Linked DNA regions of Homo sapiens: all the other regions are linked to region 1. Evidence: chromatin loops called from intact Hi-C (ENCODE). Cell type or tissue: sigmoid colon. All regions are shown on one strand.

Evidence for each region. A loop is a pair of places that touch in the nucleus more often than their neighbours do. Peaks named below come from ENCODE experiments on the same cell type or tissue, not always from the same donor. Only the 100,000 strongest peaks of a DNase experiment are listed, where the experiment ranks them.
Region 2: it touches region 1 in a loop (2.7-fold over the local background); 17 of 110 quality-filtered maps call a loop at or near these places.
Region 3: a loop joins it to region 1, with 1.9 times the contacts of the local background. A loop is called at or near these places in 7 of 110 quality-filtered maps.

What each region holds. Positions count from the first base shown.
Region 1 is chr11:46,118,407-46,126,406 of GRCh38, forward strand. PHF21A (PHD finger protein 21A) reads right to left here and starts at 3,048. Exons shown (of 19, transcript NM_001352027.3): 1 at 2,529-3,048. LOC105376661 (a long non-coding RNA gene) reads left to right here and starts at 3,739. Exons shown (of 3, transcript XR_931252.4): 1 at 3,739-8,000. RefSeq lists silencers at 1,107-1,264, 1,448-1,507, 1,578-1,657, 3,071-3,130, 3,571-3,880. In sigmoid colon, no CTCF peak of the experiment used is centred here; DNase peaks (open chromatin) are centred at 2,555, 3,025, 3,485, 3,815 and 4 weaker places; H3K4me3 peaks cover 4,449 bases; H3K27ac peaks cover 3,145 bases.
Region 2 is chr11:45,960,702-45,968,701 of GRCh38, forward strand. PHF21A (PHD finger protein 21A) reads right to left here. Exons shown (of 19, transcript NM_001352027.3): 10 at 4,614-4,907. Among named protein-coding and RNA genes, the nearest start is that of LARGE2, 42 kb to the left of the region's middle. RefSeq lists a silencer at 4,619-4,816. In sigmoid colon, a CTCF peak has its summit at 4,363 (motif pointing right); a DNase peak (open chromatin) is centred at 4,360.
Region 3 is chr11:46,069,128-46,077,127 of GRCh38, forward strand. PHF21A (PHD finger protein 21A) reads right to left here. Exons shown (of 19, transcript NM_001352027.3): 6 at 7,627-7,692. Among named protein-coding and RNA genes, the nearest start is that of PHF21A, 48 kb to the right of the region's middle. In sigmoid colon, no CTCF peak of the experiment used is centred here; a DNase peak (open chromatin) is centred at 3,184.

The DNA of each region.
Region 1 (8,000 bases):
AGTCTGATGTTAAAAAAAAAAAAAAAAAAGCCCCTGGAATATTCGTAACATGTTAGCCAGATGTTTGTGTTTTGAGAACTTTGTGCACTATTACTATGCTCTTCACTTAAGGATAGTTGTACATCTACAAACGTTTTAAGTACAGAAATTTTTTTATAAACATTAGCATAACTGTACACAAAATTTCCTCTTTGCCATGAAAAGATAGGTCCTGGGATTTGAAAATGTATTTTTCAGACATTTTTAATGACCCCCTAAAATAAACTAGTTTTAAGCCCACAACACCGATTCCATAAACAAGTAAAGACAGAAGAAGAGAATAAGAAGGAACTTACCAAAATTAAAATGAATAATAGTATTTCCAGTAAAAATGTAGTAACAGTTTCCAACAATGCTGTAAACCAAATAAATTGTGAAACTTAAAAAAGGAAGGAGGGGGCCAGTCTTCAAAGACCAAAAGCAAAGCTGACCTATTTATTTCTATTGCTTAGAGTGAACACCAGATGTAAACAAATATCATAAACACTGAAAAGTACGCTTACATGGTTTAGCCTCAATTTCAGTACCCTTACCAGGCCCTCAATAAAGCTACAGATGTTGGTGAGAACTCGCTCAAAAAGGAGATAATTCCAGCCCCTCGCCTTAAAGAATCCCTATCAAGTGAACCTGTGAAAAGACTTCCTTCCCAGAGTGCACAACTGCTTTAAAAAAAAAAAACTTTCATCAGCCCAAATTAATCTGATTCTAATATTCAACTATCCATTATTTATATATAAATGTTCTTCCCTCTCTAACTTTCCCAGCTCGAGCATCTACATTCCTGACACCGACTATTAGCAAAAATGCACAACTCCTTCCCCAGCTATGGGGCAAATCTTTGAAATCTGAAACACAGCCACAAAGTTCACTGTCAAGGCCAGGTGATGAGGCCCACACATGCCCGGACCTTCACTCAGATTTGAAATTCTAGAAATCCAGACTCCCAGAGACATCATTTTAAAAACAACACAATGTGGACGTGCAGAGTGAGATCCTCTACTTCCAGACCTAAACAAAGAATATTTCAACATATGACCGGAATATGATGACACCAGATTCACCAATGAAAACAAAACCTGCCGACCATTAGCAGTCGTACCCTCATCACAACAACTCAACTACTTAGAAATCACTCTCGGCACATCTGCACCCGACAACCGGCCTGTGGCCTTCTCCGGGGGTGCAAGCCACAGACAAAGTTGAAAGAAGGCGTTCTCCTCCGGTGCCCAATCTCGATACCAACCCCTCCCCTACCAGGGCCACCTTGCTGCTACCCACCATCGCGAACGTGGTCAGGGGAAAAAAAAAAAAAAGAAATCCTAACAGCACCGCTCAGCAGAATAAAGAGACCAAAGAGAGGATGACGAGAAGTGTTGGGAACTGCGTGCACGACGGGGCTGGACCAAACGGAAAGAGTCCCACTCCGCGCGCCCCTCCCCCCGGCGGGGGCGCGGGCGGGGGAGGGGCGGCCGCGGCCCCTCTCGGAGCGGCCTGTCCGCCCCGGCCCGCTCGGGGTCCCGGGGGCGCCCCGCGGCCGCCGGCGGCGGGGGCGAATGCGGGAGGGCCGGCCCCGGGGTGAGGGGTGCAGGCAGACTCTCCGGAATAACAAGTTGCAGAAGAAGAAGAATAAGCGGAATTTCCCCAACGCTGCTCCGGCCACCCAAGACAAATGCACCAACACACTCACACTCACACACACACAAACACACACACTGGGGCCCGGCAGCGTCAGCAGCCGCAGCTTTTTTTTTTTTAAACCAGATCCCTCAGTCAACAAACAAGATGGTTTTCCAAAAAAAAATTTTTTTTAATTAAATAAATAATCATAATAAAAACTTCCCCCCGACAGCATCCCGGGGTGGGGTGGGGGGGATGGAGGAGCCCCAGCTACCTCCCCGGCCGAGGGACAGCCGAGGGGGGGCGGGCGAGGCTCCGTGCCCCCCGCCCCCGCCCGCAGCCCCCGGCCGGCCCCCCGCCGGGACAATGTGACGCCCCCTCCCCGCCGCCCCCGGCACGCCGCCTCTGTCACCGGCTCCGGCCCTGCACTCTGCGCCCAGGCTTCCGAGGCTGCTCATAAACTTACTTCCAATTTATCCTGGGGAGGGGTGGAGGGCAGAGGGGAGGGGGGGGAGCCAAGGTTTTCCCATTGTCTTTTTTTTCGGGGGGGAGGTATGGGAAGGGCACGCAGGGGGGCGCCCCGAAGGGGAAGTTATTGCTCAAATCTCAAGTTGACTGAGGGGTCCTGACGAGAACACCCCCCTTTCCCTCCTCCCTCCCACACACCCCTCCCCTCCCCCTACCTCCCCCCACAACAAACTCCAAGCAGGCAGCCCCTGATCCTCCCAGAGACAAACACCAGCGACAAGACAGAGGGAGAGAGGAGAGAGGCAGAGGGGGAAGGGGGAGGGAGGGGAAATAGAGCTACTCCAGAAAAAAAGAGAGAGAGGAGAGTGAGAAGAAGAGAGAATGGAAAAGCTGGGATACTGCACCCTCCTGCTGCTGGCTGGCTGTCCCCCCTGGCAGCTGGAGGCAGGAACTCTGAGCAGGAGAAGCAGGAGGAGGAGGAGGAGGGAACTCTTCTTCATGGGGAGGGAGGGAAGAAGCTGGAGCTGCTGCTGCTGCTTCTGCTGCTGCTCTGGGCCTCTCGCACTTTTTAGATATTAGTGTGTTAAGATGGTAGGTTGTTCCCTTCTCCCTCCTCCTCCTCCTCCTCTCCTCTCCTCTCTCTCTCACTCACTCTCTCTCTCTCTCTCTCTCTGGGCTGTTTCTTTCCTCCTCTTCCCCAGGCAAGGGGGGGTGGGGAGGAGGGGGTTGGGGGGAGGAACTGGATCCTCCTCCTCCTCCAGGAGGGACACACACAGGCCCCGGGCCGGAATCGGGAGGGGGGAATCAGAGCAGCAGGAGAGAAACTGTAGGAGACAAACAAGCCCAACTCTTCATCCTCCTCCTCCTCTCAGCAGCAGCAGCGAGCACCACCAGCCCATTCACCACCCGGCCCCGGGCCGCAGCACCTCCGCCGCCTCAGCCCGGGGATCCCTCCGCCCAGGCCCAGACACACTCGCCCGCGCGGGAGCCCGCCGCGCGGCCCCGCCGGCCCGCCGCCGCCGCCGCCGTGCGCGCCCCCGCCGCTCCCGAGAGCCGGGCGAGAGGGACTGGGGCTGGGAAAGCGGGGACGAGGGCGAGGGGAGAGGAGGCGCCGGGGGAGAGCGGGCCGCGGCGGGGAGGGAGGGGGCCGCCGGGCGGAGTGGTACGGCGGCCGGCCCGGGCCCCCGCGCCTCGGCCCGCGGCTCCCGGGACGCTCGGGTCCCCCCACCGGGGGCGGTGGGGCGTCGGCGGGGGGGGCGACGGGGGCCCGCGGCGGCGCTCGGGCGGGCGGACTACTTGACGTGTCGGTGCGGCGAATTTATTTCACTTTGCCTAAGGAACGGGGTGTGCTGCGGCACCCATTGCCTAGGGAAAAAACCCGGATGTAAAGTGAGTGAAACTAAACTAGAGTGAAGTAGGGCAGCGGCAGCCAAACTCCAGTGCAGCGGCGGCGGCGGCGGCGGTGATGGGGCCGAGCACCGAGCGGCGGCGAAGGCAGCCAAACTCCGGGGCCCGTGCAGCGCCGCAGCTCGGCTCCCGTGCAGCCGCAGCCGAGGCGAGGCCGGAGCCCGCGGCGGCCCCCCCAACTCCGCGGCCCGAGCCCAACTCCCCCCTCCCGCCGGCGGGAGCTGCAAAGGGGCTCCAGAGCGGCCCCAACTCCCTCCAGTGCAACAGCAGTTTGAAGGGGGGGGGGGAAAGCCGTGAGGGGCAGGAGCGAGGAGAAGTGATGGGGAAGCACTGCAATGGGGGAGCGTGGTCCAGGCAACAGGAGAAAGATGCAACCTCAAGTCGAATGCAACATGCAATCCCCGGCCGCCGCTCGCCCGCTCCCTCCCCTCGCCACCCCGCCCCCTTTCCAAATAACTACCCTTGAACCACTTTATTAGCAGTACTTAGTCCAGCACTCGCTCCCGGGAGGGGCGGGGGACGGGGGCCTTCGCTCACCTTTATTTATTGCTGCTTTCTCCCCCCTCTCCATGTTTTTTATTCCTAAGTTCTTTTGTTCTAAGGGGGATGATGGCATTTACTTTTCTGCTTTGTGTAGCAGGGCAATCACTGGGAATCGGCCACGTATAATCCGGCGGTTTGTCATATTTTATTAGTGAAAGTATTTTATGCCTATTCTACCTCCAAGGACTGTAACATGGAGAATTGCAGGGAGGAGAAAAACATCAGAAGAATTCTTGTTTTGAGAGATTTCTTGGCGGGGCGGGGGAGGGCCTTTTTTTTTTTTTTTGGAGGGGGTTTATTTAGATTTTCGAATCGATAGTTTTCAACTTGAAGCTTAACGTTTTTGTATGGATGTATTACCGGATTCTAAACCCCCAACCACAATAAATTTTTTAAAAGTAAAAAATCTTAGATTAAAAAAAACCCCTACTGGACAGTGATATTATCTGATCTGTGCAGCACTCTGGACTTAACATAGTGTTGGCCTTCGAATGTTAAATAACAATAAACCCCAACCTCAACTGAATACAAATGGGGGGGTGGGGGGTTTTGTTTTTAAAGCTCAGCACTTTTGTAGCAACTGCCACTACGCATTTTCCAGGCATTGATTAGCCATGCAACTCCCATAGGCATGAAATCCAGTTTTTGCAGATAAAGAGCAACAGTGGTGAGATGATTTGCCCAAAGTCAAAGTGAGTCATTCGCAGAACCAGAAATAGCCTTGGACTTTACTAGTCACATCTTTTCCATTAAATAATATTTCTATTACCTTGTTATGTATTTTCACAAGAGGTGCTTTGAGATCATTGGATATGAAGGTATTTTTTTACTTTCGTGACCTGCAAAATTAAGTTTAGTTTCTCAAGAAAAAGCAATTTTTAAAAATTCTGATTTCTTAAAAAATAAAATATGGACTTTATGGTACATGTGTAGGCCATTTAGTAGTCTGAGCTTTATGTTAAAAAAAATTCACAGCAGCGAAAGTGTAAGAGTTTGAGAGTGAAAATGAAAATTCCTATAAATGATTCAAGAAGCCTAGATGAACTCATAATGTTGTGAAACTAAACCCATAACGCAGTCAAGATGAATAACGGGAGGACAGGTTGGGTAGTAAGACCCAGCTTTACCATCTAGAGCTAACTGTAATGTATTTAAAATGAGGGAGGGGGTCTTTCAAGCTGGACCCACTGGCCAGTCACTGGAACTATAACCTAATGGTGTGATTTCAAATCATCCCAGGCTATCAACCTTTTTTCATAGGAAGACTGCTTTGGTGTTCTTTCTGGAAAAAGAAGGTAAAATTTTTTTTGGAATTTCATAGAAAAAAATCCAGAACCTCTAATTGTATCATGCTATAGAACTGGGGTTAGCAAACTTTTTCTGTAAAAGCCCAGATAGTAAATATCGTAGATTTTGCATCCCATACAGTCCCTGTCACAACTTCTCCACTCTATGCTGTTATAACCCAAAAGCATCTATACGACAACATGTAAATGAATGAATCTGGCTATGTTCTAATACAATTTGTATTTATAGGCCTTGACATTTGGATTTAATGTACTTTTCACATGTCTTGAAATATTCTTTTGATTTTTTTCAGTCATTAAGAAAAATTTTTTAAAAAGCACCACATTCCCAGTTTGGGGACTTCACAAAACCAGGCAGTGAGCTGGATGGGGCCCACGGGCTGTCATTTACCAATCCTTGCTATAAAAAAAGACTTAAGGTGGACTAACCACTGAACTTGTACCAAAGGGTGCTTGGTTATTAAGATGTGTGGTAGCAACCAAAAATCAATGTTATGCAAAGTCATTGTCTAGATATTTAATTAAAATATTTTTAGCTGAATATAAGAGTGTCTAACACTCCTGTAACTACCAAACTTAATGGAAAAAAAATACTCTGGAAGTATTGCTCCTTCAACTAAGGCACTTTGGGGCAGGCTGCTTAATCTCTGTTAACAGCCTCAGTTTTCCTATCTTGTAAATTGCAGCTTAGAATACCTACTTCCAGCCCCGGGCAAGGTGTTGCATGCCTGTAATCCCAGCACTTCGGGAGACCGAGGCTGGCGGATCCCTTGAGCTCAGGTGTTCAAGACCAGCCTGGTCAACATGGTGAAACCCTATCTCTACAAAATGTGCAAAAATTAGCTGGGCATGGTGCCACGCACCTGTAGTCCCTGCTACTCTGGAGACTGATGTGGGAGGATCACTTGAGCCCAAGGGGTTGAGGCTGCAGTAAGCTGAGATTGCTCCACTGCACTCCAGCTGGGTGACAGAGTGAGGCCCTGTCTCAAAAACAACAACAAAAACCCTACTAAGTAGGGCTCTCGAGAAGACTGAATAAAATAATTCATGTAACGTGCTTAGCACAGTCCTGGCACATAGAACTGTATAATGCATTTTCACTGTGCCCTTAAATTCATTTTCTTAGTTAACATAACTCAAGAAGGTGAACAGGTGGCATCCCAGTATTTTGATGGTGCAGATGTGCATGTGGGATTCAGGGACTCTCGTGTTGATTGAAGATTGTGAGGTTGGCATTATAAGCTTTGGTGGGTCTTTCTCAAGCTCTCAGCATCTCTGTGTGCTTGACACAGGCACTCTGTGGGCACACACTAGCTCTGTGGCCTTATACAAAATACCTAGGCTTTCTGAACCCTGGTGTTCCTTAAACATAAAGATAATACCTTGTGAGATTGTTGTAAGGGCTAAATGGCTTAAGTGTTAAAGGAAAAAAGATAACAATTAGTATGTTAGCAGAAATTCCAGAAATAAGCTAGAAATTGAAAGTTTACTGTCAAAAGCTGCTTTGAGACATTCAACTTTTAGACATGAATGACATAATCATAGCAGGTGCACAATAACTTAAAATTTGCTCTCCTGCCACCTAGTTACCCTTCCAACCCATTTAATTGCCATCAAAACCCTGTTGAACAGTCCAGGCGCAGTGGCTCAGGCCTATAATCCTAGTACTTTGGGAGACAGAGGCAGGAAGATCACCTGAGGTCAGGAATTCAACACCAGTCTGGGCAACATAGCAAGACCCCATCCAAGCTACTAGTGGGGAGCTGAGGTGGGAGGATCACTTGAACCAAAGTGTTAAAGGCTACTGCAGTGAGCCACAATTGGACCACTGCACTCCAGCCTGGACAACAGAACGAGACCCTGCCTCAAAACGAAAAAACAAAAACTGCTGAACAAAGGTTAAAACCCAAATCTTGAATGTTATTAAATATCAAATGTGCAGTTTTAAATTTTTGTAAAAGTACTCAAATTAGTATTTTCTTACATATTCCTGCCTCCTGTTCTATGCTTCAAGAAGTTATCCAAACTCCAAGATTAGAAAACTACTTACAATTTTCTTCTTGTATTTTTATGGTTTCTATTTTTTCCATTTACTTTGCTACATTTATCTTTAAAATTTTTTTTGGTGCGAGATATGAGGTAGGAATCTAAATAACTTTTGTTCAATAAAAAGTATTTAATTAGGCCGGGCGCGGTGGCTCACGCCTGTAATCCTAGCACTTGGAGGCTGAGGCGGGCAAATTGCCTGAGCTTGGGAGTTCAAGACCAGCCTGGGCAACATGGTGAAACCCCATCTCTACTAAAATACAAAAAATTAGTCGGGTGTAGCAGCAGGCACCTGTGGTCCCAACTACTCGGGAGGCTGAGGCAAGAAAATCGCTGGAACCCAGGAGGCAGAAGTTGCAGTGAGCTGAGATTGCGCCACTGCACTACAGCCTGGGCAACAGAGCGAGACTCCATCTCCAAAAAAAAAAAAAAAAAGGATTTAATTAATATTAATATTGGGGTTCTATGGGACAATGTAAAATGCCACTCAAAATAGTAAAATAGCTTCCTTCCTATTTGCACTATTAGTCTAATGCAGATACACTGTAAATATAGAAAAAAGGTAATAGGCAT
Region 2 (8,000 bases), 160 kb before region 1:
AAAAAAATTGGATTTAGAAAACAAAAAAGAATTCATGGATATCCCTTCGATGAATCTAAAGTTTGGTCTCTGAGATTATAAACCATGATGCAGACTCGAAATTGTCTTGCAGATGTTATTTTCTGCATATATGGTGTTTAAACAGTTACCAGTATTTTAACAACTTGGCAACTTTTAAAAACATCTGGATTTCAGGCTTTTCTTGAAGAAGTCTCCATGTGATAAAAGTTTGTTATTGCCAAGAAGCAGCTGCTTCCTTGAGATGAAGCATATTACTGTGCAGTTTGCCACAGTTTCTTCCATTTTCTATTGTCAATTATTATCATGCTTGTCTTACTTATTATTTTAAAGGGGAATTAAGAATAAAAGCGGGATATCTGTTATACTCATGTTCCCACTGAAAGTGGAAAAATAAATAAAAAGTCCAGTTGTTTACTCCTAGCCTGTTTCACTCACTTACATCTCCTCTTCGAACCCACGGTTGCTGGAATTTGCAACTCCTGTTCTTTTTGGTATAATAAAAGAATCCAAAAACTCTGCACAAACCTAGAATGAAGTTAATCAAGTATACTTTATATACTTGTCTGCATGAAAAATCAAAGGTAGGCAGGTGCAAATAAATGTCCAAATAATTTCGTTAGTCAAGGTTAAATAGATTGGGATTGAAGGCAAAGCAAAATCCATGGTTTGGTCACTTGGAACTATTTTCTCTACTATTGCACCAGTATTAAAATGGGGTAAGGGGAGGCATCAGCTCTGGTTGACTAACAGGGAAAACAGAAATTTGAAGATAATGCATTGGATAATATTATTATCTTGTAAGTACTTCTCTTTAGAAGATACTGTGCAGATTCCTATGAAAAATATTTATGGTAACGTGGCAATTTTTTTCCCCACAGAACCTTGGGATTTTTTTCAGTAGCTCTGAATTGACGACATGTTACATAGAAGTCTTTGTTGCAGGGTGGCAGTGGGGTGGAGAAGAAACATAATTCCTGAGAACTCCATCAAGCATAATCTAATAAACATTAAATACCTGACTTCATTTCATCACCAACAGGTGTTAGCCCCATTTTAGAGCGCTGGAGAGGACAAGGACAGGGGAGGTGATGTGAAGGCTATATCGTAAGTCTTCTGGCTTCATCTACTTTTCTGTCTAAAACGAGTCTTCAGCTTCAAAGATTTTTAAACCCTATCACTTGTTTTCTCAGAGCCACAGTGTAACGTGGTTTCTAATAAGGGATAAGATCTCTTATCTGGGGTAGATAAGGAAGTTGGTTATGTCTGACAGGGGAAGGACACGTGAGACCACTGCTGTTATAACTGGCATTGCCTTCTCCCATTCCTATGCCAATGTGGGAGGCCATGCTTCCTTCCCTGGAGACACAGCCTCAGTGCCTGCTCCAAACACACTAGAAACTGAGTTCCGTGAGGGTACGGGCTTTAGTTTATCCACCTTATATATAGACATCACATGCAGCATAGCAACTGGTACTTAACACATTTTTATTAAATGAATGATGTTATCATCTAAAGGGAATAGCAGAAAGCAAAAGGGAACCTATTTAGCCTGGTCATAGAGAGAACGTTGGATACGGGTTTGGTAACTGTGAACAGGTGTGAACAGGTTCTTCCATGGCTACATACATTACATTGTTTTACCTTTAGCTCTATGATCTATGAGATCTCTTACTGGCTATAAATGTGATACTGGAAATGAAATATAAATAGAAAACAAGGATAGTTGAAAGATACGAAGTAAGAGAATCCTGAGAATGCAATCTAGTCTAAAGAGAGTCTCTGCTGATCGGGCTCGGTAACCTCTAAGACTATTATGCCAGGCTGCCCAGCAAACTAAAATAACAATGACTGAATTCCTTTATTAGACCAAAAAGAAGAGAGAACATTGGCCAGGCGTGGTGGCTCATGCCTGTAATCCCAGCACTTTGGGAGGCCAAGGCAGGTGGGTCGCCTGAGGTCAGGAGTCTGAGACCAGCCTGGCCAACATGGTGAAACCCCATCTCTACTAAAAATACAAAAAATTAGCCGGGCATGGTGGCAGGCGCATGTAGTCCCAGCTACTTGGGAGGTTGAGGCAGGAGAATGGCATGAACCCGGGAGGCGGAGCTTGCAGTGAGCCGGGATCGTGCCACTGCACTCCAGCCTGGGCGACAGAGCGAGACTCTGTCTCAAAAAAGAGAAGAGAGAACATGAAATTTACTGCTACAAAAGAAATTATTTTAATTCTTAAGATTTCAAGGATATCTTTTTATAATATTATAATTAAAATAAAAAGCTCTATCAACGTGAAGGCCACGACAGGAAAAGATGCTTAAGATCTATTAAAGTAGGGAAAAAACCAAATTACAAAATACATAAGTTTGATTTTGGTTTTTGCTTTAAAAATGTTTTACACGTACATAGAAAATATCTGGGGGCCGGGTGCGGTGGCTCACACCTGTAATCCCACCACTTTGGGAGGCCAAGGCAGGTGGGTCGCCTGAGGTCAGGAGTCTGAGACCAGCCTGGCCAACATGGTGAAACTCCGTCTCTACTAAAAATACAAAAATTAGCCGGGTGAGATGGCGGGCACCTGTAATCTCAGCTACTTGGGAGGCTGAGGCAGGAGAATTGTTTGAATCCGGGAGGTGGAGGTTGCAGTGAGCTGAGATCCCACCATTGCACTCCAGCTTGGGTGACAAGAGTAAAACTCTGTGTCAAAAAAAAAAAAAAAAAAGAAAAGAAAAAAAAATCTGTAAGAATATAATCTAAACTGTTAATAGTAATTAACTCCTGGGGGTAAAATTATGATAAAAGTTTACTCTCTCTTTAGATTACGGGGAAAAGCACCTTCTACAATTTATATTTTTGTAATGTTTGAATCTGTTTTAAAAATGAACTTGTACTATCTTTGTAATCAGAAAAGAAATGTAAAAATAAAATGAAACCAAAACAATTTGTCTCCTAAAAATATCTTTATCAAAAAAAGAGGTAAAGAGAAATAATATTTAATAACCTAAAATAGTGTTGTGAAACGAGGTTCTGTGGAACACTGAGGCTCCTCAGAGGTTCTTTGAGAGCCAGTGCAAAACAACAGGTCCCCACCCAAACTCCTAAGCTTGAGCATCTGACTCTCAGTAGTTTAATACCAAAGTTCTGCTGTCAATAAGTTTGAAATTTTCTGTGTTAAAATATGTGTAAATAATTTATTTCTGGGCTGGGCGTGGTGGCTCATGCCTGTAATCCCACCACTTTGGGAGGCTGAGGCAGGCAGGTCACTTGAGGTTGGGAGTTTGAGATCAGCTGACCAACATGGAGAAACCCCGTCTCTACTAAAAATACAAAATTAGCCAGGCATGGTGGCTGACGCCTGTAATCCCAGCTACTCAGGAGGCTGAGGCAAGGAGAATCACTTGAACCTGGGAGGCGGAGGTTGCAGTGAGCTGAGATCGTGCCATTGCACTCCAGCCTGGGCAACAAGAGTGAAACTCCATCTCAAAATAATAATAATAATAATAATAATAATAATAATAATTTATTTCTGAATGTTTCTCAAAGCACTTCCTGGGGTTTGAATAGGTTCCCCAGGAATTGAGATGTGTTCTTGTGTTTCCTAAGCACAGATTTTGATAACTAGCTTCTTGAATGCAAGGTCTGCCGCATTTGTGAGCTGCCTGGGTTTAAGGTCTAGTACCCTATGCATAGGTTCCTCTGCTCAAGAAGACTAAGGCAGCAGGCAGCATCTGAACAGCCTCTCTGAATCATGGTCCATCCAGAAGCAGAAGATTCAGGATCACCACAGACTATTTTCAGATAAATGAGAAGTCAAGACTGAACAATTAGAAATAGGTCGATGACTTTTTAAAGCAACTTTCTTGAGAGAGAATGCTTTTCTTTGCCAAATTCTTCTTTCTCATCACTAGTCGTTTTTCAAATAGGATACGGTGACTGCCTATAAATCCTTCTTGTTTTCAGAGGTCTTTCTGCTACAGAACCTTCAAGTATTTTTGCAGGTTACTTGTATGTCTCTAGCCTCGTTTTTTAAGATAAAATCTGACTTCAGGAAATATAAATGAAATGTTTCAATATTTGAGCTAAAATATCTGCATCCTCTAAAGTTAAAGAATGCTTTTTGGAAATTTTAATTTTTTTTGTTTGGCTCCCCATTATCTGTAACAATCAAAGAAAAGTCTTTGAAATGAAATCCCTTTCCCTGTTTTGTTTATTCTTCCTGACTTTCACAGTCCTACCTTCATCTGGATTCTTATTGGGCCGAAACTAACATGGCGTTTTCTGTTTACTACCTCATCTGTGCTTACTGACGGAGGGCAGCAGAGCCTGTCTGTGAATTTCCACATCAGAACCACCAGGGGGAGCTCACTCACACAGGAATCCCAGCCCATCTACGAGGGGATGGTGGGAAAAGCAAACCAACTTTCTTCAGTAAGAATGACCCTTCTGCACGTGGATGAATTATCGCACATAAGCGACAGCTTACTGACAATGGTGGTGAGATGAAGAGCCCTTGAGAAAATGTATTTAGAGAAAGCCCAGCAGCCATATGCCTCAACGACAAGGCTACTGCCCAGAGCAGGTACATACTCTGCCTGTACCTGTTTTTCAAGACTTGGCTTGCTAAGCTGTACAGTTTGAGGTCCAGCGAGTCTGGTCCCTGGAGTAGCTATCACAATGCTGGTGAGCTGGGCCATGGGGAACGTTTTGGCTATGGTTGCAGTCTGCCCATTGACGACACGGACGGGGTGGATGGAATTCTGGGATGTGGGAAGGGTTGTGGGGGTGAACTTGGTCAGCATGACGGGCCTCTGGATAAGCTGAGGAGCTGCGAGCATGGGAGGTGGTGCTGGGGCAATAGGAATGTTATTCTGGGCCACAGGCTTGGGTCGAACCTATAGGGGAAAGAGAGAATAATTATTGTATTACTTAAGCTGCTCAAGTCCTATAAAAGCAAATCTTCCACACTCTATGTATGAAATGGTGTTTAATACACTTATTAATGTTCATTTTGGTACATTAATTCTATAGACCTCAGGGCATATAATCTTATACAAGACTCATCAGCTCTTGAGGTCCAAACCTCACCCTAGAACATAGCTTTTGATTCTAAACCCTGAGCTCCCTCTTCTATACCATGCCACCTCTTCTAGCTGAGGTCAAAGGCCTAATCCAGAGACTGGTCCCACCCAGAACTTGTGCACAGTATAGTCATAATGTTGCCAATAGCCTTAACTCGCATTTGAAATTTCTTCATATCCACAGCTTCAGTGCACCCCCATTTCTGGCCCTCTAACTCCCTGTTCTTGGCCACTCCTCCTCTCAGTCTCCTTTGTGGGCTTACTCTTCCTCTGCCTCATCCTAAATGTGAGTATTTCTTAGGATTTTTTTCCCTGGCACCCCTTTTCTTCCCAATGTTCTCATTATTCCTAGGAGCTTTTGCCCATCTCATGGCTTCAATTACCATCTATGTACTGAAGACTCACACTTTTACCTCAGAACCTGAGACACTTCCTGAACTTCAGAATTATACAATACTTGAATATCTCAAAAGTTCAAAATCAACATGTCTAAGACTCATCAATTTCTTCTTCCAATCTTCTCTTCCTCCGATAATTGCCTCAGTAAGTACCCTTTTCTTGACAAATTTTGGAATCACTCTTGATGATTCCTACCCCACCCTCTACTCTCTAAATACTTCTAATATCTGTCTACTTCTATCCTCACTCCACTATCTACTATCCTAGCTTATGTTTGGCTCACTAAAAACAGTGAAAAAAAGTTACAGTTAAAAACATGAGGTCAGCCTTGCTTGGGTTCAAATCCTAGTTCTACCACTCACTAGCTGTGTAACCTGAGGTAACATACCTGATTTTTAATAGCCAGTTTTTGTTTTTTTGTTTGTTGTTGTTGTTTTTGTTGTTTGAGATGGAGTCTCGCTCTGTTGCCAGGCTGGAGTGCAGTGGCGCGACCTCGGCTCACAGCAGCCTCCGCCTCCCAGGTTCAAGTGATTCTCCTGCCCCAGCCTCCTGAGTAGCTGGGGCTACAGGCACATGCCAGCACGCCCAGCTAATTTTGTATTTTTAGTACGGACAGGGTTTCACCATGTTGGCCAGGATGGTATCAATCTTCTGACCTCGGGATCCACCCGCCTTGGCCTCCCAGAGTGCTGGGATTACAGATGTGAGCCACTGCACCCAGCCATAAGCCAGTATTTTTCAAACTTTTAAAACTGTGACCCTGTGGGCAAAACGCTTTCCCCTTATGCATGAAGCTTGACCTTCAATTAACTCTTTAGCTCTGCTCTCCTGGAAATAAGAATGTCAACTATATTACCAGGCAACACTGCTTATGATAAAAATGACCCTTTCCTGGCCGGGCACAGTGGCTCACACCTGTAATCCCAACAATTCGGGAGGCTGAGGCTGGTGGATCACTTGAGGCCAGGAGTTTGAGACCGGCCTGGCCAACACAGTGAAACCCATCTCTACTAAAAATACGAACATTAGCCAGGCATGGTGGCACACACTTGTAATCCCAGCTACTTGAGAGGCTGAGACATAAGGATTGCTTGAACCTGGGACGTGGAGGTTGCAGTGAGCTGAGATAGTGCCACTGCACTCCAGCCTGGGTGATAGAGTGAGACCCTGTCTTAAAAAAAAAAAAAAAAATCCCTTATTGCTAAATCAAATCTGGATGGGCTTGAGGGGACCCCATGATTTGGGCTTCCCTAAGTGGGGTGACTCTCATAACTTGGGCACATCCATTGTGGGGACCTTGAAGCCATGCCTATGTAGTTTTTATAAGATACATTGGCTCCTGTGGGCATAAGGCTTCTATGCCAAGGTGGCTTTCCCACTGTCTTAGATAAGGAGCTTATTTCCTTACACCTGAGCTATCCTTGGACAGCTGTAGGGACTGCTGTATGGACTCATTGAAGACAAATGTCTGATGCTATCTTGCTCACAAGCTGTGGTTTCTGTCCTGTATCATTCCAAGTAGACTGGTGCCAAGTGTGGCCCATGAAAGTCTTGTCGGTATGAATGTCTGACTGAACTTAAAACGACCCTGTGGTGGGTGCTACTGACTTAACAGTAAGAAATATATTTTACTCTGTAATCAGCATGTGCCTATAGACATGTATCTCTAAAACAAAAACTTTCTGAAATAGAGAACACAGTATGTGCTATGTACTCTTAATAGTTCATATTCTATTCTATTCATTTTATTTAAACACTCTGGTTACAATCCACTAAACTGCTTTCACAACAAGTGGGTCATGATCCACTGTTTGAAAAACATGGACTAAACCTTAGATTCCTTACCCTAAAAAGAGTAATACCTATTTGCATAGGGTTGTTGTAACAATTAAAATGGATACTCCATGTAAAGTGCCTAGCATAGTACCTAGTATGTAGCAAGATTCTCTCAACATTGGTTATTACCATTATTGACAATGTCTTAACTGTTCTTCCTGCCCACAGTCTTGACCATCCCCAATTTATTCTCTGCACAGAGGCAAGAAGGAATTTTCTAAAACATAAATCTGACCACATCAAGTGCTTGCTTGAAAATGCTTTAATGAATGCCTGCTGCTCCTAGGATAAGGCCCAGGTTCTTGCATAGCCTACAAGGTTCCACCAGCTCTGGCCCTAGTGGACTTCTCCAACCTCAACTCTAACTAACTCTAGCCTGCATGAGCCACATGGCCCTCTGTGCTCAGCCACAGCAAACCTCCTTTGGTTCTTTAAACTTAACACATTTCTCCACCCTGGAACTACATACATGTTCTGTCCTCTGCCTGGGACATTTTTATTCTTCTTTCAAAGTTTTATCAGGCTAACTCAGCTAGGATTTTAGGTCAGACTGAATGTCAACTCATCAAAGAAAGCTTGAAGAAACCTTCTCTAATACTCTTAAAAATAGGCAGGCAGGCCGGGCGCGGTGGCTCAGGCCTGTAAACCCAGCACTTTGGGAGGCCGAGGCAG
Region 3 (8,000 bases), 49 kb before region 1:
CATACTTGCAGCCAGTTATTTCTGAGCCTTTCCTTCATCTCATCTTGGCTGAATATAAGCCAATAGGATTTCACCAGGAGAAATTTGAAATATTACATTTCCTGTATTTGATGAAAACGAGGAGCTGATGTCCTCTGATGTACACAAGTGGCAATAAACTCAACAAACAATTGGACCAATGGCTTTACATAAATATTACACAGGAGGGATGAACTAGACTAAATCTTAGGAAATTCCTAGGCTCTGGATAAAGTCAGGTTTCCATCACAATGAGAAGATTTCTAAGACAATAATTTTAAATTCCAATGTGATGTGCCAGTCACACTAGTTTGGCTGTGAACCACGGAGGGTAACATTTTACAGTAACTGGTATTAGAGGCTGGAGATAGTCATATATCAGGTAACCAACACAAGGACTATAGGATCTAACTTACTTATTTGACTCCAAGGTAATGAAGCCTAAAGGCAATGTAATTATTTTGCCTAATGTCCTATTTCAAAAAATATTTGATAGATAAAGGTCTACAGTTACTAAATAAAACTGAATGAAGAGTACAGCAATCTGGATTCTAGTATTGAATCTCATACTGATAAATTATACAATAATGGTTAAGTCATAAAGCCCACATCTCAGTTTATGTATCACAATGATGCACTTGTGATTGAGTTAAATGTTAAATGTTCTAAGCTTCTTAGAAAAGTAGTACTTTACACGTAAGATGAAAGTGTTACATATGAGATGAAGTTAACCACCATGACTACAGCCAACAATTTCCTTTTAAACAGAACTCACCTACAAAAGAACTCCATGCACTCAATGGATACACGTGCATTAACTCCTCAATGCATAATCCAAACATTCCACGAATATGGAAAGAGACATATTAAGTTATTCAATAATTAAAATCTATCAACAAGTCTATTACAGAGTCAGGAATAGAATCAAACTTCTGGTTCCCCCATCCCTACCCAGTCCTTTGTTTCAGTTACCTAATTAGCTTAAATTATGTTGTCCTATAGATCAGAAACATAACTAGTTATAGGAGGGACAGAAACTTCTTTCCCAAAAGCTTCAGAATCTTGTATTAAAATATATTCAAATTTAAAATTGAGAATGATTCCATAAACGGCAAGATGAACTTACTAAACCCAGAAAAGTATTTCATCTAATATTATATTGAAAAGATCTGTAAGAAATGGTGACTATAATTTTTTTTTTTTTGAGACGAGTCTCACTGTGTTGCCCAGGCTGGAGTGCAGTGGCACCATCTTGGCTCCCTGCAGCCTCTGCCTCCAGGGTTCAAGCAATTCTCCCGCCTCAGCCTCCTGAGCAGCTGGTACTACAGGTGCCCGCCACCACACCCAGCTAATTTTTGTATTTTTAGTAGAGACAGGGTTTCGCCATGTTGGCCAGGCTGGTCTTGAACTCCTGATCTCAGGTGATCTGCCTACCTTGGCCTACCAAAATGCTGGGATTACAGCCGTGAGCCACCGCACCCAGCCTGGTGACTATAATTTTTAAACAGAGTCAGAGAAGGAAACTTGTAGAAAAGATCAAAGACTACAGAAGGGTCTATCTCTCTAAAAAGGAGTAAAAAGAAATAGAAGAAGGTGTGAAAGAACAACAAAATTTAAAACCAAAAGATAATTTATGGAATACTACAATAGACTTGTGCCATGGACAAACGGCAAATTCTTTGAAAAATATACTTCCTGATAAGCATCAAATGCATATCAATACATCTTCCAAATTAGCAGAGTGCTTTTTTCCCCTGTGACAGGGTATCTCATGGGGAAAATCACTTATTATCAATATATGCTATTAATGTGATATAGCCTTTTCTGGGGGTTATTTGGAGATACATGGTTAAAAATTTTTTTTGATGTAGCAAAAGTTTTTTTTATACTTTTAGACTAAGTGCGGTAGATGAATTACTGTTTTCAATTTCCATATCCTCTCTGTTTTAAAATTATACATTCACACCCTTTGTCATATAACTTTGCAAGGCTTGGCCATGTGGCTTCTTTTGGCTAATGAGATGTTAACAAACCTGATGCCAGCAGAGTCTTAAAATTATTTTAGTAGTTTGGCCTGCTTCTTGTGCTCTTAGGTAAACTACAAAATGAATACGCCCCAGGTAGCTGCTGTCCCTTCATGCAAGGCCTCAGAATAAACACATTTAGAGTAGACCTAACCAAACCTGCAGCCTGAAAGGCAAGTTCAGCCAGCCCACAAACTGAAGCAGAGGTGCCTGGCCAAGTACAGCCTAGATTAGGAGAACCCCAGATGACCTACAGACCTAGTGTGAAAATAAACACTTAGGTAAAATGCCCTATAATAATATGGCACATTATTAAAGTGTAAGTTACTTCATCAAGCTTATTTTTCTTAAAGAGATAATCAAATCTTTGACCAGTTAGGTATAAGTACTGGCAGTGTTGAAAGCCACTCAATAAAACACTAGTTTCTGATGCAGAATTGTTAGGGTAATAGGTGACCAACACATCCAGTCATCACACATCTAGGAATTTCTCCTAAGACCATCAGAGAGAAACACGCATTCATATAAAAGGGTATATCTATCAAAGCAATATTGATAATAGCCAAAAAAAAAAACTGGAAACACCCTATCATCAAGAGAAGAATAGTTTTAAAAAATCATGATATAGCCAATTATGCTAATATTTAAAGCTGTTAAAAATCATGTTCTCAAAGAACACTCAAAAATCTAAGAAGATTTTCATAAGTTAGTTTAAAAAGCATAAAAAGCAAGACACACCGTTCTATAAAAAAATTACAATATAAGCAGAGCAAAAGATCGGGTGGATAAAATAATTCATTTAAAGAATATAAGTGCCTCTTCTGTGTTAATATTCTATGTTAAATATTATACTAAATATTATACTAGGAATAAAAAAGCAAATAAAACAAACACGTTCCCTGACTTCCTGAAACTAACAATCTAATAAGGAAGACAGATATTTAAAAAATAGTAATCCTACAGATACAGATATGCTACTGTAATAGAAAATGCTAATTATTCCCAGTATTTATTTCCCAATTCTTACTCAGTAATAGTCCTTGAATTTTATCTGGCCATGACTACCAGCAATAAACTACCTACATTTTCCAGACTTCCTTGCTCCTAGCAGGGGCCACATGACTAAGTTCAGGCCCATGGGATCTAACTGGAAGTGGTGCATGCAACTTCTAGTAAACATCCTTAAAAAATAAAGGGCTTGCTCTTTGTTGCTTCTCCCCCTTCTTACCAGATGGAGCAGCTATTTTGGACTATGATGTGAAAGCTGCATGCTGAGAATGGCAGAGCAACAGAATAGGAGGAACCTGGGTTCCCTGACATCGTGGAACCACTCTCAGCAGCCCTAGCCCTAGGGGGACCTATAGAACTTTTAGATGAGACAGAAATTAAGTTTTCCCTGTTTACATTACTTTCATTTTGGGTTTTCAGTCATTCACAACTGAATGTCTAAATGGAATAACTATGAAGGAAAAGTATGGTTCAATGTGAGATAATAATAGAAACAGTTGATTTTGACTAGTGGAAGGAGTGTCAGGGATAGCTCCTCTGAGGAAGTGACATTTAAGCTATGACATGAAACCTCACCAGGAGGCCACCAGGTAAAGGGAGATAGGGCAGCAAACTGTTCAGGCTGGGGAAACCGAAGCTGCAACCACGATGGCTTAACCCTGAAGCACCACAGTAACAAGCAACAAACTTCGGAATGTTAAGATTGCCTCTACAAGAAAGCAAAATGAAAGCAGAGAACTAGAGCAACTAAGTGCTTTGGCTCCATATCAGAATATCTCCATAAAAGATCACATATGCCTATCAAAAAATCAGGGTGTGGGGAGTGAGAATGAGAGTGAATCCTGTTAAATAAATTAATAGTTGCTTCCACACTTCAGCATTACATCACGCCTGTAATCCCAGCACTTTGGGAGGCCGAGGTGGGAGGATCACAAGGTCAGGAGATCTAGACCATCCTGGCTAACATGATGAAACCCGGTCTCTACTAAAAATACAAAAAATTGGCCAGGCGTGGTGGCGGGCGCCTGTAGTCCCAGCTACTTGGGAGGCTGAAGTGGGAGAATGGCGTGAACCCAGGAGGCGGAGCTTGCAGTGAGCCAAGACAGCGCCACTGCACTCCAGCCTGGGCAACAAAGCGAGACCCCGTCTCAAAAAAAAAAAAAAAAGTTGGATTCTCTGATTAGAGTGGTTCATATATTTAATACCATGAGAAGAATGTCATTAGATTTTTAAATGTGAACTATGCCTGAAACAGACAAGAGCTTGATGTTAAAAAAATTTTTTAAATCTTATTTCTTGTCTATTTCTGATCCTAAAAGCGAAACGTAATTTATTGTGGAGCATTTAGAAAATATACATAAGAGTATACAGAAAAAATAAACCACCTGTAAACTTAACCACCTTCCAATATTTTATACTGACACTGTTTTTGCATACGTTTACACGCCCACATACATATATACACAAAATAAACATAAAAATGGGACTGTAATGCACATAAAGTTGTGTATACTCTCACTTATTATTTCAGAGCACATTCCTGTATCATTAAAATACTTTCCAAAACCATGATCTTAATGGCTATATAACATATAATTTATGTAGCCAATCAAGTCAGGGATTTTCTGAGTTAAAACTGTCAGCCACAAATTGAAGCCCTGCAGGTCAAGAAGCTGACTTTGAAATCTGCCAGAGTTTCTTTCAGAAATCTCAAGTTACACTTTAAAAGCACTAGACCCTTCCAACCAAGAATTCAGTGAAATTCACTGAGTTTTAGTCATGAAGGATGCTCACTAAAGGCTGTATTTTCCCAAATGGAGCATACGATTACATAGTTTTAAGGGAGAAACTGAGTAAGTATCAAAGATTGAAGTGGCAACAGTGAATAAGAACTAGTGTCTACCGCAAGAAATAGTGACTATCTGCAATGGTTTTGTCAGATGCAAAAAAAAAAAAAGTTGTCAGATGCAACTTTTTTTAATAAAACAAAAGAAGAGAATATATGAGTCCATTATTTGTATAATTAAAGTTTTCTAATAAATATTGAAAAAAATGATTACAGAAAAATGCACAAAGAAAAAGAATAGAAGCAAATATGACAAAGGGTTAAGTGTGAAATATGACATTATTCTTCAAACTTTTCTGTATTTTAAATTTTTCTAACAAAAAATTAATGTTAACTTAAAATATCAGTCATACGGATAAGGTAATTCAGATTTTAGTTATTAAAGTGGAAGGAAAATTGGTTAGGTTCTGCCAGAGGATAAGTGGCTCTTTTGGCGGGAGGGGGGAAGGCATATAGCATTAGGAAACTGTTCTAAAATAAAACTATTTTATTTTTTTGAGATGGAGTCTTGCTCTGTCGCCCAGGCTGGAGTGCAGTGGCATGGTCTTGGCTCACTGCAACCTCCACCTCCTGGGTTCAAGCAATTCTCCTGCCTCAGCCTCCCAAGTAGCTGGGACTACTGGCATGTGCCACTACACCCGGTTAATTTTTGTATTTTTAGTAGAGACGGGGTTTTGCCACGTTGGCCAGGCTAGTCTCGAACCCCTGACCTCAGGTGATCCACCCACCTTGGCCTCCCAAAGTGCTGGGATTACAGGCGTGAGCCACCGTGCCTGGCCAATAAAACTATTCTAAACTAAAGAGTAATATCACATGTTGAAAATAAGTCTGAGGACGGATGAGCTTTTGAACTTTACAGCTGTGCTTCCTTCAAGTATTAGCCTACCTAAAAATGATATTTTTCTGTTCCATCAAGAAGGTTGTTTTAACAGTTAAGGAAATATAAAAATTGCAGGACTGGATTTCAGTTTCTAACTCTAGTTTTACTTACTTTGTATACCTAAAGTTTTCCTGATGTTAGACATTTTTTAAAATTCCAGTTTCTGAAATGCAAACTTAGTTCAGAGAACAATTAGAGCTTGCCACTTGATGAAATGTCTTAACATAGATAGTTGCAATTTTCTATTCAGTAAGGTCCCTAACAGAAAAAAGATTAAAGAATAAAAAGTTACAAATAAACCAAATCTATGTTAGTTCTCACAAACAAAAATTTCGAGTAGATGTAAATTTCCAAAAATTGTCCCACTTTCCCCAAATGTAGTCTTAAGTTATCTTAACTTTGCAACAGCATCCCCCAACCCCTACTCCACTAATCAGTTCTCACCTTCTTCCCCTGCTGGAACACGTGAATTTTTCAGCAAATGTGACTCATTCATTGGCGTCTTGTCAAACTAACCCTGAAACTATAAGGAGGCTCAGCGCTAACAGAATTCTAAAGCTAGAACACTTTCACTAACACACATCATGTTGACTTTAGAGAACTGAATCACATTCAGAGCCAAATACATACTAACCGACTCTGTTTATATTTTTTCTTACAAATTGTTCTCCACCATCCCACCTCCTCCCAATTTTAGTTTGGCAATTCCCTAATCTAAAATACCTCCTGTCTGTGGAGAAGACAAGATGGGGACGCATAAGAATAGGAGGGAAGAATATAAAGCAGTTGTTCACTCAGCTTGGAAGATGATTCTATTCTGAAACATTAATGATTCATATCTCTTCCACATAATTCTCAAAGTTTATTTCTCCCCTCAGTTAAATGAAAACACAATAGAAACACAATAAAAAATCTCCAGAAATGAATTATTCTCATTGTTATTATTTCACTAAATAACATTAAGTAACAACATAAAAATCAGTTATTGAGAACTATTTAGTCAAAAATCCTCAATAAAATGTCACTGGCATGAAATATCAACTGCAAATCACCTTATTCTTTTGATTAATATATTCACCTACTCCAAGACAGAAAACCACTCTTTCTAACCAGAGGGAGAGTGGTGGGGAAGAAACAAGAAAACAAATGCTTTGTGGGATTACCATAAACATTTACTTATAGCTCTATCAATTGCCACACTCCACCTGGTGGCAGGCACTGCCTGAATTGGTAAAGTGGAGGTCATCATACAAAAAATTCCAAAGAATATTTTCCAGGTGTCCTTGGAAAAAAGCAAGATGTTCTTCTCCTGCCCTATATAGAATAAGTCTAATAACATTTCACCGAAGTTTTTTCACGTAATAGTAGGTCAATATCTAATAGAGATTAACATAAAGGCATGACCATACTTAGAATGGGAAACCTACATTTAGAGCAATCTACTTACAAGAAGATTCTCTCCACAGTAAGTTTAATGTCAGCTCAAGGCTTTAAGACAGGTAACAAGGTACACGCAGCACCTACAAGATTCTCTATCACCTATTCTCACTAACTGCCTTTACCCCATCCCCTATAGGTAAACTATAGAGTTTAATTAACACAGTTAACGGCAGCCTGCCACATTGCTTTTAGGTATTTGCCAGTAACATATAACCATGGGATACTCTAGAGACTGATTTCAACCAAAAATAAAAATAGATAAACAGAGCTCAAACAAAATTAAAACCAAGTCTGGCTGCCCACACTTATTTTCACACATGAGGAAAAATAGCAGTTCTCTTAGAAGCCTCGAGCAGACATATCTTTAGAACACAACGTTAAAAATATGCCCCCCTCCCCTTTTCCCCTACCTGTTTCTCACTCAAAGCTGTGATTTTGGCTTGGAGTTCATGAAGCTGTTTCTTTAAGTCAGCATTCTGATTGGAAAGAAAAAATATCTGTGAGAAAGATATTTCATTTGTTAACAGAATAGTAGCAGGAAGACTATGCATACTGCATTACAAATGATGAAGCAACCCGAAGCATTTAGCCAATCAAATCTGTCATGCATTACACTGTGGCCATAATACCATCACCTAATGCACAGATCCTAAATACAGGCTCCTTGCACCAAAACAGGAGCAGCTCCTCTGCAACTGTTTTAAATTACATGAAGTTTTATATTTGAGCATCTTGTACGGTAAGAGTACCTGTCCACTAAAATATTCTTATTCTTTATAGAAAG